2 separate regions of the Homo sapiens genome follow, and region 2 is linked to region 1. The links are chromatin loops, found by intact Hi-C in ENCODE. Cell type or tissue: mammary epithelial cell. All regions are shown on one strand.

Region 1 (8,000 bases):
TTTGCCAGTGGCCAGCGGGAGACTGACCCAGCCGCACAGAGGGCCCCAGGTGTCTCTCAGCGGTGGCCATAGGACACCTGAATGAGCCTCGAGCCAGAGAGAGTGACTTTTTGGCGGGGCTCTGCAAGTGGCTTTCTGCCCACAGCTCAGGGGTGGGAGTGAGGAGTCAGACCTCCAGATCCCTCCACCACGTTCACTCGGGACAGGTGCATGAACGGCGGCGCGATCCGCACAGGCGAGGAGACGACCGATGGGGGCGGACAGCCGGACGCACGGCTGCGTCACTCACCCTCAGCGACCAGGGCCCCACGTCCCTAAGCGCGGAGCTGGGGGAGGGGTCGGCCAGCTGCAAGGCCGCGGGGCCGGGAAGGGCCGGGAGGAGGCGCCGGGGCGGCCGGGGCTCCCAGGGAGCCGCTGAGTGGGGGAGCCGCGCGCAGCATCTGGGCCTGGGGCGGGCGCCCGGGGAGCGCGGGGTGTCGCCAAGGGGGCCGCACGACCCGCCCGCGGTGAGCGCAAGGCCCGCGTGCCCCAGCTCTCCTCGGTGGGGATTTTCCTCACCTGGAAAACACACGGGTTATGGAGGGGGTGGTGGTTAATCGTCGCACGGGGAAACCGGCAGACAGGTTCTGATCGAGCCCTTCATCCCAGTCACAGGTGGCAGGTGCCGGGCGCCACGACCTCACTGTGCAGGGCGCACGCTCTCTCCCCGCCCTCCCACACCCCAGCGGCCCCAGGCCCTGGGGGATTCTCAGAATGTTCCACGTGGAGCAGCGCTTGGAGAGCCCCTCCCCTAAGGGCGGGTGGGGGGAGGAAGGGCGAGGGTTTAGACCCCCACCCCCATTCCACCCAAGCACCCCCACTTTGTCTTTACTGCATTGAGACTTTGCCTGAGAGGTCATTTAACCCAGGGCCGTGACTAAACACAGCTGCCAGGTCCTCTTTCAAGTCTCATTTTGACTTCGTGGTGCACGCATGACCTTGGGCCACTTAGAAACCTCGGTGTCTCAGGTTCCCCACCCATAATAGTAATAGTACCTCCCTCATAGGGTCCTGGGAAGGATGAGTGAATAAACGCTTGTGAAGTGTTTAGAACATAGTGAGTCTGGATGACTCAACAGATTGTTTGCTGGTGAGCTGGGTGTGGTGGCCTACGCCTGTAGTCCCAGCTACCTTGGGAAGCTGAGGTGGGAGGATCGCTGGAGCCCAGGCGTTCAAGGCCAGTCTAGGCAACATAGCCAGACCTTGTCTGTGAGGAAAAAAAAAAAGATGTGTTAGATGTTGCTGTTATTATTATTACTATTGTTTTCCAATGAGGAGAGTGAGGCCCAGAAAGGATAAGGCGTTTGCTGCCTGGACGATGTGGCCAGTTGGTAGTAGAAGAGGGAATAGTAACAAGGCTTCCTGGCTGCCCAGATGGAATCCATTATTTCTTGGACATTTAGTGGTTGCTGCTTCATGGATATCTTTGAAGCTAAACAGATTAACAAAAGCCCACTTGGTGGTAGGCCATGCTGCGTAAGGAGCCTCTGGTACCACCTCCATGATCCTCAGGAACAGGAGGAGTGAGGAGAGGAGGAAGAGGGAGAGAGAAAGGAAGGTGGGGATAGAGGGAGGAGGTGGAAGAAGAGGAGTCTTGAGTCTTCTTAGCTCAGCCACTAAACGGGAGGTGGTCTCACTGGGGATGCTTCTGAGAGGACACTTTCATTAAGAAGAACTAAGCCAGGCATGGTGGCTCACACTTGTAATCCCAGCACTTTGGGAGGCCGAGGCAGGTGGGTCACCTGAGGTCAGGAGTTCAAGACCAGCCTGGTCAACATGGTGAAACCCCGTCTCTACTAAAAATGTAAAAATTATCCTGGTGTGGTGGCAGGCACCTGTAATTTCAGCTACTCGGGAGGCTAAGGCAGGAGAATCTCTTGAACCGAGATCACACCACTGCACTCCAGCCTGGGTGACAGAGTGAGACTCCATCTCCAAAAAAAAAAAAAGAACTAGGCCAGGCATGGTGGCTCACACCTATAATCCCAACACTTTGGGAGGCCGAGGCAGGCAGATCACCTGAGGTCAGGAGTTCGAGACCAACCTGGCCAACATGGTGAAACACTGTCTCTACTAAAAATACAAAAAAAAAAAAAAATAGCCAAGTGTGGTGGCACGTGCCTGTAATCCCAGCTACTCAGGAGGCTGAGGCAGGAGAATCGCATGAACCCAGGAGGCAAAGTTTAGAGTGAGCTGAGATTGGGCCACTGCACTCCACCCTGGGTGACAGAGCAAGACTCCATCTCAAAAATAAGAAGAAGAAGGAGAAGGAGGAGAAATAGCCCTCTAAAATATTTCAAGTTTAAGAATTTTGTTCAGAGAATAAGGATGAGAGTTTGGTTGCCTATTGTCTCAGCCTGTTTTGTGTTCAATTTTGGCTCAGTCCCAACCTCATGAATCTCTCCTTTCAATCAAAGAGGAGCTGCCTCTTCATAGCCCAGGTGATGTCAGGGAGGCTGTGGCCAGCATGGCAGGAGCCCTCTTCATTGCCTGAGGAACAGTAAGTGCTTGCACCCAGCAGTTAGAGACAGTCTGGTTCTGAATCCTGTCACTTTCTAACTAGGAAAGATATTTAAACCTAAGCTTCATTTTAGTTATCTATAAAATTGGGATTATAAATCTTGCCTTATAGTATCACTGGGAGAATCAAATGGGATAATGCATATAACATGCTTAACCCAAGGCCTGGCGTGTAGGAAGCACTTAATAAATGCTTATTACTTAGGATCAGATGTGGCTTCCTGCCCCCATGTGTATGCGATGGCTTCCTCATCTCCTGTCCAACTGGACTAGGGGTTCAGTTAGGATTTGCTTTGCATACAAGGAAATAATTCCAAAACTGTAATAATGCAGAAAAGGTGGAAGTTTATTTCTTCTCACATAAAATCTGAATGAGGGGTCAAAGGTGGAATGTGGTTCCCCAGTGTCTGGGATCCAAACACTATCTTGTTGCAATGTCATAAATATCTTGACTTTATGGCCCAAGATGGCAGCATCCCAAGTTCCAGGCTGCAGGATGAAGTGCCGAAGGAGCCAAAGGAGATGCATATAAGCTCCCCTTAAGGAAGGTTCCTGGAAACTGTTGTACCACCATTTCTGCTTACATCCCATTGGCCAGAACATAGTCACATGACTACCCCCTAGCTGCAAGGGAATCTGGGGAAATGTAGTCTTTATTATGGCAGCCATGTGCTCAGCTGAACATTGGTGGATCTATCCCTATAGAAGGGGAAAATGAATTATCAGGAACATGCAGCAATCTCTGCCCCCAAGTCCCAGCTTGTCTAGGCTAGCTAGGCACCTGGAAGCCAAGTACCTGAGCACTAGAAAACCGGGATGGGGGCATGCTGCTTCTCCTCAGCCACCCCCAGTGGCTCAGTCTGCAACTGAGAACATGGAACTGGAACCGAAACTTAGGCCTCTTGCCATGGGTCTGAGAAAGCCCTGCCCTGTTTAATCACCTCCCTGACGCGTCCCAGCCTCAACACTAAAGGCAGGAGGGATACTAGAGAGGCAGCTGACTGCCCCCTCCTGGCCAAGGAGAGGACAGTGAGCAAAGCTGCAGCTCCGAGGGGCAGAGGGCACAGCAAGCTGGCAGGCTTGGCACAGCCTGGTGGAGTCGCCCACTGCAGGACACACAACTACAAATTGTGGGAAGGCCGGGCCACCAGCCAGTGCCACAATCCAAGTGCCTAACTGGAAGGATCTGCACTGGGGGCTCCGCCCTTCTTCATCCTGTTAATGAGAACACTCGAGCAGGCCATCTGGCCTTTGCCAGGCTCCCAGCACACCTGTCTCCTCTCTGTCCTGATGTCTCTGAGAAGGGGAGGAAAACTTGCCTGCATCTCCCCACACTGGCACTTCTGAAACAAGCCCTCCGGCCCTTTCTGCTCCCGGAGTTTCACTCCTAGTAGCCACCAGGGGACAGAAAAAACCACAGCCACAGGTGCTCCAGCTCTCCCTCTCCCAGGCCTAGCCCCAGGTCTGTCACTAACTCGGGATGCAGCATCCCCGTCTTCTCTGACCCCCCTTTTCCTTGCTGTGCCTTGAGTCGCTTTTTAGATATAAGTTTCCTGGGCTCCACTCAAGACTTACTGGTTCTGTTTTTGAACCAGTTTCCCAGGAGATTCATGTGCGGTGCGTTTAGGATCCAAGGGGCTGGACGGCTTTCACAGTCCAGCTTAGAGTGATCTGGTTCTGACAGGACAGAGCTGTCTGAACAATGTCCTGGGGGATGGGGCACTCCTAACAGCCCTTTCTTCCCAGGGGCTGGAGTTCTTCAAGCCTCCCCAAATTATCCACTTTCCTTTCAGAGTCCATCCCCCTGAGGTGCTAAGCCATTCTCATCCTGCTCTGCTAGCTGGGAAATGTCCCGTCAGGTGCCCCACCTCCTGTTTCTATCTGTCAAAACCCTCTTCACTTGTCAAGTCCCAGCTGAAACACAACCTCCTTTAGGGAGCATCCGTTACCTCCCCAGTGAGAATTTCCTGCTCCTTCCTGGGCTGCCATGAACTTTGCTCATACATCCACTATAGCCCAGGCTGTCCTGAGTGACAGCTCTCCAGGTTGGTGCGTCCTATCTGCTCCACCCCCTCACGCCCTCAGCCCCACAGGACTGGGAACTCCTTCAGGCTGGGAATCAAATCTTACCATAGATATCCTGCAGCCTGATTATAGATCACTCTCAACCCTGAATGCTTAAAGAGAAAACACAGGAAGCCAGGGCCTGGGTAGGACAAACTGAGTGCTAACAGAAAGAGTCCAGGCCGGGCGCGGTGGCTCACACCTGTAATCCCAGCACTTTGGGAGGCCGAGGCGGGTGGTTCACGAGGTCAGGAGTTCAAGACCAGCCTGATCAAGATGGTGAAACGTCGTCTCTACTAAAAATACAAAAAATTAGCCAGGCATGGTGGCAGGCACCTGTAATCCCAGCTACTTGGGAGGCTGAGGCAGAGAATTGCTTGAACCCAGGAGGTGGAGCTTGCAGTGAGCAGAGATCGTGCCACTGCACTCCAGCCTGGGCAACAAGAACAAGACTCCGTCTCAAAATAAATAAATGAAGATCCCAAACACAGATAACCAGGGCAGGAAGAACTGGTCCATTCCCCTCCCCTAAGCTGAATGAATGAATGGGCTGATCCTCCTGGATGATTTTGAGGGTTTGTATTCCAGAAAAAAGAAAAACAAAAAACCCCTTCTTTGTCTAGGATGGACTTGTCTAGGCTTTTAGGCTTAAGGCCTTCTGGCGAATAATTTCTTAATCCACTCAGGAAATCTTCAGGGATTTCCAGTCAGGTGGTGATGCAGGGCTGTGGAGTCTGTTCTGCACTTAGCAGTCAGGAAGGGGGCCTGCAGAAGGCAGTGCCCTCCTCTGCCCTAGGCCTCTAGGATGAGCCTGAAAGTGGGCTCTGGCTGCTGTGGTTCAACCCTGAGTGGGTCCCCATTTCTGTCTGTGCCTCTAGAACACCCTTGGGCTACAGTGTCTGCATTTCTCAGAAAGGCTGGGGTGGGGACGGGAAAGAATTTTTTAGGCGGTGACTGCAGCAGCCGGGGCACCTACTGAGTCCCCGCGTTGTGCCAGGCGCTGGGCTGGAGAGCTTACCCACTCACCTATCTACACAACAACTCTGCAAAGTACAGACGGTTATCCCCATCACAGACAAAAAGACATCGAGGTTTGCAATGCTCGCTGGCAGCAGCCCCAGTGTTAGTGTTAGTGACCCTCCCCACCCCGCCCAAAAAAAGAAACTAAGGCTCAGAGAAAGTAGATAACTTGGCAGCATTATGCAACCAGGAAGTTGCAGAGCAGGATCAAAGTTAGGTGCATCTGGCTCCAAAACTTCTGTTCTTTCTAACTGACCTCACCCAGAACACAGTTGCCAGCAAGGCCTGCGTCTGTCCCCATCCCTCCGTCTGCAGGGTCTCTGAGGTCTCTTTCACCTCTAACAGGGCATCACCTGTGGGCTCTCTTTCTCAGGGACCACCTAGGTAAATCCACACAGGCGAGGAGAGGACCAGCAGGCACTAAAGCCAGACACACAGCTCTGTCACTAACCCTCAGTGACCAAGGCCCCACTGTCACTAAGCACATAGCAGCGGGGAGGGGTTTGCCAGCTGCATGGCCAGAGGAGGCGGGGAAGGGGAGGGAATTGGAGGGCCTCGGGGGGCGAGGGCAGGAGAAGCGCGGACCCTCCAGATGTGCTGTTTCTTTCTCTGCTGCAGTAACCCGAGAGCCTATCTATCTCTTTTTAATGTTCTGCTGTTTTCTTTCGTCGTACACTTAACCGCACAGAAAATAAGCCCTAGGGCTGAAAACTCCAGCTTGTCGTGGTGCTGGCAGTGGTGTGCGCTCTTCCACATCTGGGTGCAGCCTAAGCCTCTTGTCCGGTTCTGCCCTCAGCCTCCACACCACGTGCCCAGTCCCACATATCCAGAGCCCCCTGCCTGGTTATTCTCCAAGCAGTCCCAGCACCGCCTGCTTGGCAGCCTCAGGTTGTTGGCCTCTGGGTTTCCAGGGGCCCTTATATTTTATTATTCCTTTGACAAAGTCATGGGACTCCCTAAGTAAGGAGAGACCCCTGCCCACTCACACCTCTCGCATCAGCTGTCCATGAGGGGCTCCAAGGCTGTGCGGGGAAGAAGACAGACTGTGTTAGATTGAAAATGAGTATTTTTATTTACATGTGATGGAATCGAGCCTCTCACTTCCCGGCCCAAGTCATGCCCACGGTTACCCTGTGTCACCCTGGGCTAGACAGTGAGCTCTGGGAGGGCAGTGGGCTGCCTGCTGTCGGACGACCGTGCCTAGACAGGGCACAACGAAGAGATTCAAGTAATAAAGGGGCAGAGGGAGAGGTAGCAGCTGCCGTCCGGCACAGGGCTGCCCCTCAGAATGTGACACTAATATGGCACTGGGACCATCGGCAGCTCCTCCGCCCTTCCCATCACAGCCCCGGAAGTCCCATTGTACCTCCATTGGAACGAGAGCCCATCAGTCCCGCCAGCCTGCAGGGAAGAGTCTGATGCCCCTCGTGACATCACCGAGCTCTCCCGACTCCCTAGCGGCCTGCTGCTGTTGACCCTGCTTCCTGAAGGTGCCCCGAGTCTCCATAAGGCACAGGCTTCTCTCCCCGCACCATGCTCCCTGTTTCTTACGGCAGGTCCCACACCACTTTGTCCACCTCTGGTCGGACATTATGAGCCAAAACCTTTATCCAGAACACGATGTAGGTAGGAGAAAGAGAGGTTGCAGCAGAGTAAATGACCCAGTCACAGAACACGTGGCCAGATGGCCCCGCAGAGCACTCACCGGCTGAGAGTGGCCGGAGGGTGGTGGCCGGTACAGCAGTGTACCCAGTGCAGTCCACCACGCCCGCACTTGTCTGGCAGCAGAGTTGAGCGGCACTTCCAGGCCCCAGGAACCACGGGCACTTCCTCCTGAAACTGGGGTGGCTACAGCTGAAGCTGAGAAGAGCAACCAGCCTGCTGCTATTTCTGAAGGAGCCCAGTGTGGTTACTCAGTGTGCTGTAATTAAACTCATCTATAATTTGATAAGTGGGAGTAGCCTTACATTTTAGAGAGTAATTAAGTCTCACCAAAGGAGAAGCACATGGTGCTTCTGGGACCCAGCATCTCCTGAGGTTGGTCCCCATTCACTCTCCCTGTCTCTACACATCTCCACAGATGCTGAGGCCGCCAGGGTAGGCCTCAGCCACAGCTCTCTCCACCCTCAGGCATTCCATCGACATCCAGGCCCCTGGGAGATAGCACAGACACTGCAGACACACGTGCGACGAGACAGGGAAGCCTGGGCCTCCCTTTCCAGGCTGCTCCGCGAAACTGCGGACTAGGAGGAAGCTGGCTGTCCTGCTTGCCTGCCTGCCTGCCTGCCTGCCTGCCGCTCCTTCGCCACGTGCAAGGCGAGGTTCTGACTGCGCTGAGTCCAGCCCAGCTCTGGGCC
Region 2 (8,000 bases), 250 kb before region 1:
TCAAAGAGATTATACTGTTTTCATAGCAATATTATTCACAATAGCTAAAATATGGAAACAAAGTATCCATTAACGAAATAATGGATACGAAAAATGTGGTATAGACATATAATAGAATATTATTCAGCTTTAAAAGGGTAGGAAATTTTGACATATACTATAACATGGCTGAAACTTGAGGACATGATGCTGAGTGAACCAAGCCAGTCACAAGAAGACAAATACCATCTGACTATACTTTTATGTGGTACTTACGGTAGTTAAAATCAGAGAAACAAAGTAGAATGATGGCTGAGGGAATGAGGAGTTATTGTCTGATGAGGGAATGAGGAGTTATGTCTGATGACTATGGAACTTCAGCTTTGCAAGATGAAAAGAGTCTGTAGATGGATAGTGGTAACGGCTGCATTTCACAAATGTATTTAATACCACTTAACTGTAAACTTAAAATGGTTAGGATAATTGTCCTCGTTTCAGTTTTACAAGATTAGAACAGAGTCTATAGATGAATAGTGGTAGTGGCTGCATCTCATGAATGTATTTAATACCATTTTACTATACACTTTAAAATGGTTAGAATAATCGTCCTCTTTGCGCAGTGGGCAGCATGTCAGTCTCATAAAAATGGTTACCATAATAAATTGTATGTTATGTATATTTTACCACAATAAAAAAAATACTAACCCAAAATGGATTATGAACTTAATCTGAAAAAACAGGAGAAACAGGAGAAAATTTTCAAAACCTAGGGTTAGGCAAAGAGTTATGAGATTTGTCACCTAACTTGATAAATTGGACTTCATCAAAATTAAAAGGTTTTGTTCCACGAAAGATCCTTAAAGAAAGGATGAAAAGACAAGCCACATACTGGGAGAAAATATCTGGAAATGATATATCTGACTAAGGACTAGTACACTATAATAGATTACATAAAGAATTCTCAAAACTCAGTAGTAAAAAGAACCACCCAATTCGAATATGGGCAAAAGACCATGAAGAGACATTTCACCAAAAAAGATACACAGATGGCAAATAAGCACATGAAAAGATGTCCAAAATCATTTGCCATCAGGGAAATGTGGCTACACATCGATGACAATGACTAAAATAAAATGAGGCAACACCAAATGCTGGCAAGGATGTGGAAAAACTCGATCATTCACACATTGCTGTTGGAAATGTAAAATCATACAGCTACTCTGGAAAGCGGTTTAGCAGTTTCTTTAAAAAAACAAGCAAACATGCAACTATCATATGACCCATCAATTTCACTCCCCGGCAATCTCTTGAAAATTATGCTCAGTGAAAAAAGCCAATCCTGAAAGTTTATATATTTATTATTCCATTCATATAGAATTGCTGAAATGACAAAATAATGGAAATAGAGAACAGATCAGTGGTTGCTTTGAGTTAAGAAGGGGATGGGGTGAGAGGAAAGTAGGTGTGGCTACAAAAAGGCCTCGAGTGATCTTTGTGGTGACAGAAATGTTCTGTAGTTTGACTCTATTAACGTCAATATCCTGGTTAGTGATACTATGCTAGAGTTACTACTAGAGGAAACTGGGTTAAAGGCACATGTGATTTCTGCATTATTATTATTTTTTTACAAACATACATGTATCTACAATTAACCCAAAATTAAAGGTTTAATTAAAAAAAAAAAGGAAATGGAAATTTCTGCACACGAAGGAAAGAATCTAAACCCCAAAGAAAGAAGCCTTTTGTAAGAAGGCAGACACTTACCTAAACAGTGTATCTGACAAGCCTAGACTCAGGTGGGCAAAGGAATGGACCTGATACAGATTGAGTGACTTTGATGGTATAAGGAGTGGAGCCTTTAATGACGTGGGCTGGCATGACCAGTTAGAATCTGGAGGATCCTAAAATGGAGAGTTATTTGTCCCCACACATTAGATCGCCTTCATGGGGCATTTACTGAGGGTACAGCAGTGTAGCAGGCTGAGAATGGGGCTATAAAGCCATGAAACATTTCTGCAGTCTCACAGTTCATACACCCTAAAGTCATGCTAGTGGAAAGAACCAATGAAAGACACAAAACTCATCTCCCACCCTCATGACAGCTGAAAACAGAAGCCAGGTGAAAGTAACTAAAGCAGCAACCTAACCCTAAACAAATTCAACTCCTATTTTATCAGCCTCACTGCAGCTTCCTGAAAAGGAAAGAACACTGCTTCGCTTTCAATGGTTCTTTTATACGTTATTTAGAGCACAATAAAAAATTTAAGACATGTAAAGAAGTAGGATAACATAAGAGGAAAACAATCAAAAGAAAACCCACACAGCAGAACCACAGATGTTAGAACTATTATAGCAGAAAAGAACTTTAAAATGGCAATTTTTAAATACACAGGAAAAGATGTACAAATTAGATGCAATATCAAATTTAAGAGAAATAGAAACTCTAAAAAGAGCAAACAGACATTCTAAAAGTTAAAAATACAATAAATGAAATTAAGAAATCTATGACCTATTCAAAGGCTGAGCGTGGTGGCTCATGCCTGTAATCCCAGCACCTTGAGAGGTTGGTGGATCACCTCCTGAGGTCAGGAGTTCAAGACAGCCTGGCCAATGTGGTGAAACCCCACGTTTACTAAAAATACAAAGAAAAAAAAATTAGCCGGGCGTGGTGGCACGTGCTTGTAATCCTAGCTACTCAGGAGGATGAGGCAGGAGAATCACTTGAACCTGGAAGGTGGAGGTTGCAGTGAGCCGAGATCACGCTACTGCATTCCAGCCTGGGTGACAAGAGCGAGATTCTGTCTCAAAAAAAAAAATCTATGACCTGTTCAAGCAATGAGGTAATTTTAAATGCACTATATTCAATATGTAAGAATTTTTCAAATATATTAAATAAAAATGATCCCATTCTTCTGTCACATGCCTCCCCCACACATCTCTAATCCCTCAACACAGCAAAGACTACTAGACAATCACAGCACTTTCAACTTGTTATCAGAATTCTTAGCAAAGACCTCTAGACACCAACACCAATAAGAGGTGGCATTGGAAATAAAACCTGTTTGATTTAGTCAAAACGTAGGTTGCCTTAATCACAGTGCTTATGAAAAAATGTAAAGTCACCACTTTGTAATGAAGCAGGGGACTAGGTGAACTTATAAAGTAAGTGAAAGTGTGTCATTGATTCCTGCCTCCTGCTTTGTCCTATTAAACAAAAACTTTGTGGTAAGGGCTCTACAATGTGAATTAAAAATCCTACCTCCCAGGTATATATTTGAGAGAAATTAGTGGATATGTACACAAAAGGACTTGTATAAAATGTTTTACACAGCTTTCTTCATAACAACCAAAAAGTAGAAACAATTCAAATTCCCACCATGGAATATTACACAGCAATAAAAAGGAACAAGCTACCAGCACGCACAGTAACACAGATACTGAGTAAAAGAAGCCATAATTAATCATATATACTGCATGATTCCATTTATATGACGTTCAAACCTAATCTATAGTGATATGAGTTAAAAAAAAAAAAAAGATTATCTCTGGGGAGGGTGGGCTGTCTTGGAAAGAGCTAATGGGAGTCTTTCTGGAGTACTGGAAATGTTTTGTGTCTTTCTATGGATAGTGATTGCAGTTATAAAAAGGCATCAAGCTGCGTACTTAGATTTGTGCAGTTCACACAGAAAAAATAATGATGATGATGAAAATAACCAGGCTGTGAGGTACGATATCTGCAAATGGCCAATAAACAAGAATCTTTGGGAATTATTAGATGATGTTAAGATACTACTGAACAGGAAGAATGGCGCTAATAAAGAAAGCATATTTTAATGACATGCTAGCTTTATTTGGCATTCTATGTGTCCTATAAAAATCTGTTTAAAATGATTCTTTTTAGATATATCTTCTGCACTAGATGAGAAGTTCATCTGGGGCAGGGGTTAGCAAACATTGTCTGTAAAAGTCTAGAGAGTAAGTATTTTCAGCTTTGCAGGCCATATGCTCACTGCTGCAACTACCCAATTCTGCCACTGTAGCACTAAAGCAGCCATACAAGGTAAGTAAATGAGTGAGTGTGGCCCAATTTGGCCCACTGGCCATAGTCTGCCAACTCCTGATCTAAAGGAAGAACTATAATAGCCTTTGTTTTCCGTGTTTATTTTCTACAGTACTTCACACACAGTAGGCACTCAGCGAAGCTAAAAGGAATCTTTAAAACCGTCTCTTCTAATCCCTCCACTCACGGTGAAAAACATCAATCAGAGGTTTAAATTTGCTCAACAGTACTACTTTTTAAAGCAGTGCCTCATTTTAATAAACATGCAAAGATTTAATAGTGATTTAAATTCCAAATTTTTTTACATGTAAAACATAAGTTTCAGAAGTTCAGACATTTTACATAGCATAAACTAAAAATAATTAGTTTAGAAAAATGTATCTTTACCTATAGTTTGGTTATAAGTTATCAATACGAGCTTTCAGTCACACAACCATAAGGGATCAATCTAGGAAGTACTAAAACCTCACCATATAAAATGAGGAGCTAAGACTAAACGAAACTTTCTCCAGGACTCAAGTTTTTCTAAAAGCCAAAATGGTAATGAACTTATTTAATAGTAGTTAGCATTATTAGGAAACACTTGATTATAACTTAACTAAATTATAAGGAAAACGTTTAACATAATTATACTTCAACACAGTAATATGATCTACACTAAAAAATTCTATTACAGGTTACTGAACATTTTTACGTGGCAGTCAAACAATCAGCCAACAGTAGAGGGCAGCATTTCTATTCACTATTAAAACCTAACTTAAAAAATTTGAAGTCTTTTAAAAAAAATCTAAAAAATCTGAAATACCTGTACTGAGACTTTCTTTTAACATATTTAATACCCCTTTCAAAGCTTCTAACATACAATTTTAATACAACCTACAAGTGAAAGTACCCTAATATAAATATGAATATTTAAATAAAAGATAGCTGTTTTACCCAAAGGAGTCAAATTTTGTATTCATAATTCCCAAACTGATAAACCAAAACAATTCAACAGTTCTCTGGTGACTTAATTCCTAAAATTCTATCAGTTATGTTAAAACAAATTTGCTGGGCACCCACTGGAATGACAAACATCCCCACACACGGGCATACATTTTCTTTACCCATATAAAGAATCACCAAAAGAATCATGAACTTTTGGCAAGTAGGAGATTCAGGGAACTGTTTCAGAAGACAAGGCAAAGCATCACTCTAAAATCTAAAATAAAGGCAGCAAAAAGAGGCTGACAAAGCAGAAACAGGTATGGGTAAAAGCATCTTTCAAGCTCCTTCTCTTTCATAATCCTTTTATTCCTATCTCCAGCTTGCCTTAATGAAACACCTGAACTTAAAGAAAGACATGATCCTATTACAAGAAATTCTGGTACTAAAGTTACTCTCAGAAGTTACTTGACAGCTGGGAAACCTCCATGCTAAAGAACACGAAATGCCCTCAGCTGCGGTTTAAGCAGAGTGCTTTATTGCTAACATAAGAAAATATACCATATATAACAATAATCCTAAATCACTCTTGTTGGGCCTTTTATGCTCTGAGTTAATTTTCCTACAGTGATTACGAGCCTGACAAAAATGACACTTCACTGCCTGGCCTCTAACAATATTAACTCCACCTCAACGGACATGTTTGCAAAGCAGCTAGCTAAGAACACAAGAACTTACAAACACAAAAATAAATCTCTCTTAGACATTATGTGGAAAAGCACAAAATACTGTAACCAAGCTGATTAAAGTACATAAAAATGTATATAAGTGTATGAACAATAATCAGAAACGCTGCCATGCTAGAAATGCTCACTAGCATCTTTTTGTCCCACAAAATATCTAAATCCAGAAGAGTATTTTTTTTAACTCGAAGAGAAGTACATTTTCATTTTCACTAAAAGGCAAAACAAAACAAACATTACACTTGGATTTAAAACATATTAATCAGAAAAGGAATACAGAGCTATTTATGACAGCCTTAAATTAGTAAATGGCATTAATACTACTGTAAATGGAGACCAAGATTTGGCAGTTCAGTAGCAGTGATGGTTTAGTCATCACATCTCACAACCTTGTCATTTGCAAACGTTTTAAAGTCAGATTCTTCATTGTGAAGAACATATAGTTATGGGGGGGCGGGGGGGAACAACCAAAAAACTAATCATCATTGCTTTAGCTCAACCCACATGCCTGTACTTAAGGGTATCCATGGTAGCAATGATGCAACGTGCCTACCTAGTTCACCGTGCCTACACAAGTGGGAGAGAGGGGAGGCGGATGATGAAAAAAATTTCACTTGGAAAGGTGTTTTAGTATTAACATGATAAAATTACATCAACTACACTGTCAGACTTTTAAAACACATATAGAATCACAAAGCTCTCTAAGACCAGAAAAGGGAGAAAAGAACAAGGGATGGGGTACACACCGCAGCCTTTAGTTCAAAAGAAAATCAAGAATTTTGCTCTTCCTGCTAGAGCCATTGGTTAAATATGTTCAAAGGGTTTATTTCTAATAATAGAACAAATTATTTTAATTTAGTTTTTTCAAAAGCAACTACAAACAATGTTTTAGGCTTCTAATTTCCAACCTACATCCTTCTCTATTTTTGCTTTAACAGTTATATAATAAAAATTTATAAATACTTTAGGATAATGATTACATCTAATTTTTTAAGCAAAATAGACCCTCTTTTGCTAAAAGAGTCAATGTAAAAAAATTCAAAGTCTATCAAGGAAGATGGAGCAGAGAGAGGAGATAGATCATTTCAAATAACCTTGCTATAATACTGGAAATAAAACCAAAATGAATGAAATGATAAAAGGCAAATCACAGGGGAGAACCAACATAGACAACCATGAAAAAAATTTAGAGAGGGAAAAAGCAACAACGACCCTGTTTTCCAGGATTATGTGCCCTTTAAACATTCAGTAAGAATATTTCAACAAGACAGTTTACCTAGAGGTACAGAGAAGACATCTCCTTATAAACAGGGAATGGAAACAGATAATGGGCATGTCTGTATCCGATCAGAAACTACTGTTTGAACTAGAACTCTGAGCAACAAGAAAAGAAAACTAATTTCCATCAATTTTCCTGCTTTTCCTCTTATGAAAAATAATTCATTATACAGAAAGAGTAATAGCCTCTACTTTCAGAATTTACAAATTTACCTACTCTTTTATTACTGAATGTAATTTTAAAATCTCAACAAGTTTGTCTAGCAATCACTATGAGACATCGTAAGTGCATAGAAATAAAAAAAGGTAAATTATTCCATATTTTAAAAACCAATGGATGAATTTTAAATGTAAGCACGCTGAATCTATAACACCATCACACAATGTCTGCAAACTGGTGCTCAAAAATAAAAGAAGCCAAACTTAGAGATTAAGTGAAGCATGCTGCACTTTGAACACAATGAGCAAAACAGACTTCAAAACAAGTACTTTCAAGGAGTGCTTGTACAAGTCTAATCATTTTAAATCCACATCAACATCTTTCTAAAGGCAACACAATCAGCACTTGACTATTTTCCTCTTCCTAAAAAAACAAAAAATTAACTATAATTATAATAGATGGAAGAGTCCAGAAAATGCTCTCAAAACGAGTTATACTTTCAACTAGCATGGCATGTTGGGACACAAAGGGGAGAAGAGTAGCTCTGAGAATACACTGAGAAGATTTAAATATAATCAGGACTTTACAGACCCTTGCTGCTGGGAGAAAGGCTTCCTGTAAATCTCAGGGAAAAAACATCTGTGCAACACGCTTTTGGCTATCTAAAACACATTTCAAAATACCGCCCTTTCTAAAGGATATAAACTAAGCATCACATGGATTCACACATCTATTTTCAAATCTATAACAATGGTTACACCTTATTTTTAAAAGACACTGAACAAAGGGTCTCTCACATCTGTCACTAACAATGAAATACAGAAAAGCATATTATATCTTACCTTTGTGGTTACAA

What was found. Peaks named below come from ENCODE experiments on the same cell type or tissue, not always from the same donor. Only the 100,000 strongest peaks of a DNase experiment are listed, where the experiment ranks them.
Region 2: a loop joins it to region 1, with 8 times the contacts of the local background. A loop is called at or near these places in 103 of 110 quality-filtered maps.

What each region holds. Positions count from the first base shown.
Region 1 is chr3:197,498,571-197,506,570 of GRCh38, forward strand. LINC02012 (long intergenic non-protein coding RNA 2012) reads right to left here. Exons shown (of 1, transcript NR_145451.1): 1 at 6,692-8,000. Among named protein-coding and RNA genes, the nearest start is that of LINC02012, 7.1 kb to the right of the region's middle. RefSeq lists a silencer at 3,721-3,884. In mammary epithelial cell, a CTCF peak has its summit at 3,576 (motif pointing left); DNase peaks (open chromatin) are centred at 1,111 and 3,501; H3K27ac peaks cover 2,389 bases.
Region 2 is chr3:197,252,273-197,260,272 of GRCh38, forward strand. The region is part of intron 4 of DLG1 (discs large MAGUK scaffold protein 1); the gene reads right to left. Among named protein-coding and RNA genes, the nearest start is that of MIR4797, 38 kb to the right of the region's middle. In mammary epithelial cell, a CTCF peak has its summit at 4,750 (motif pointing right); no DNase peak of the experiment used is centred here; H3K27ac peaks cover 695 bases.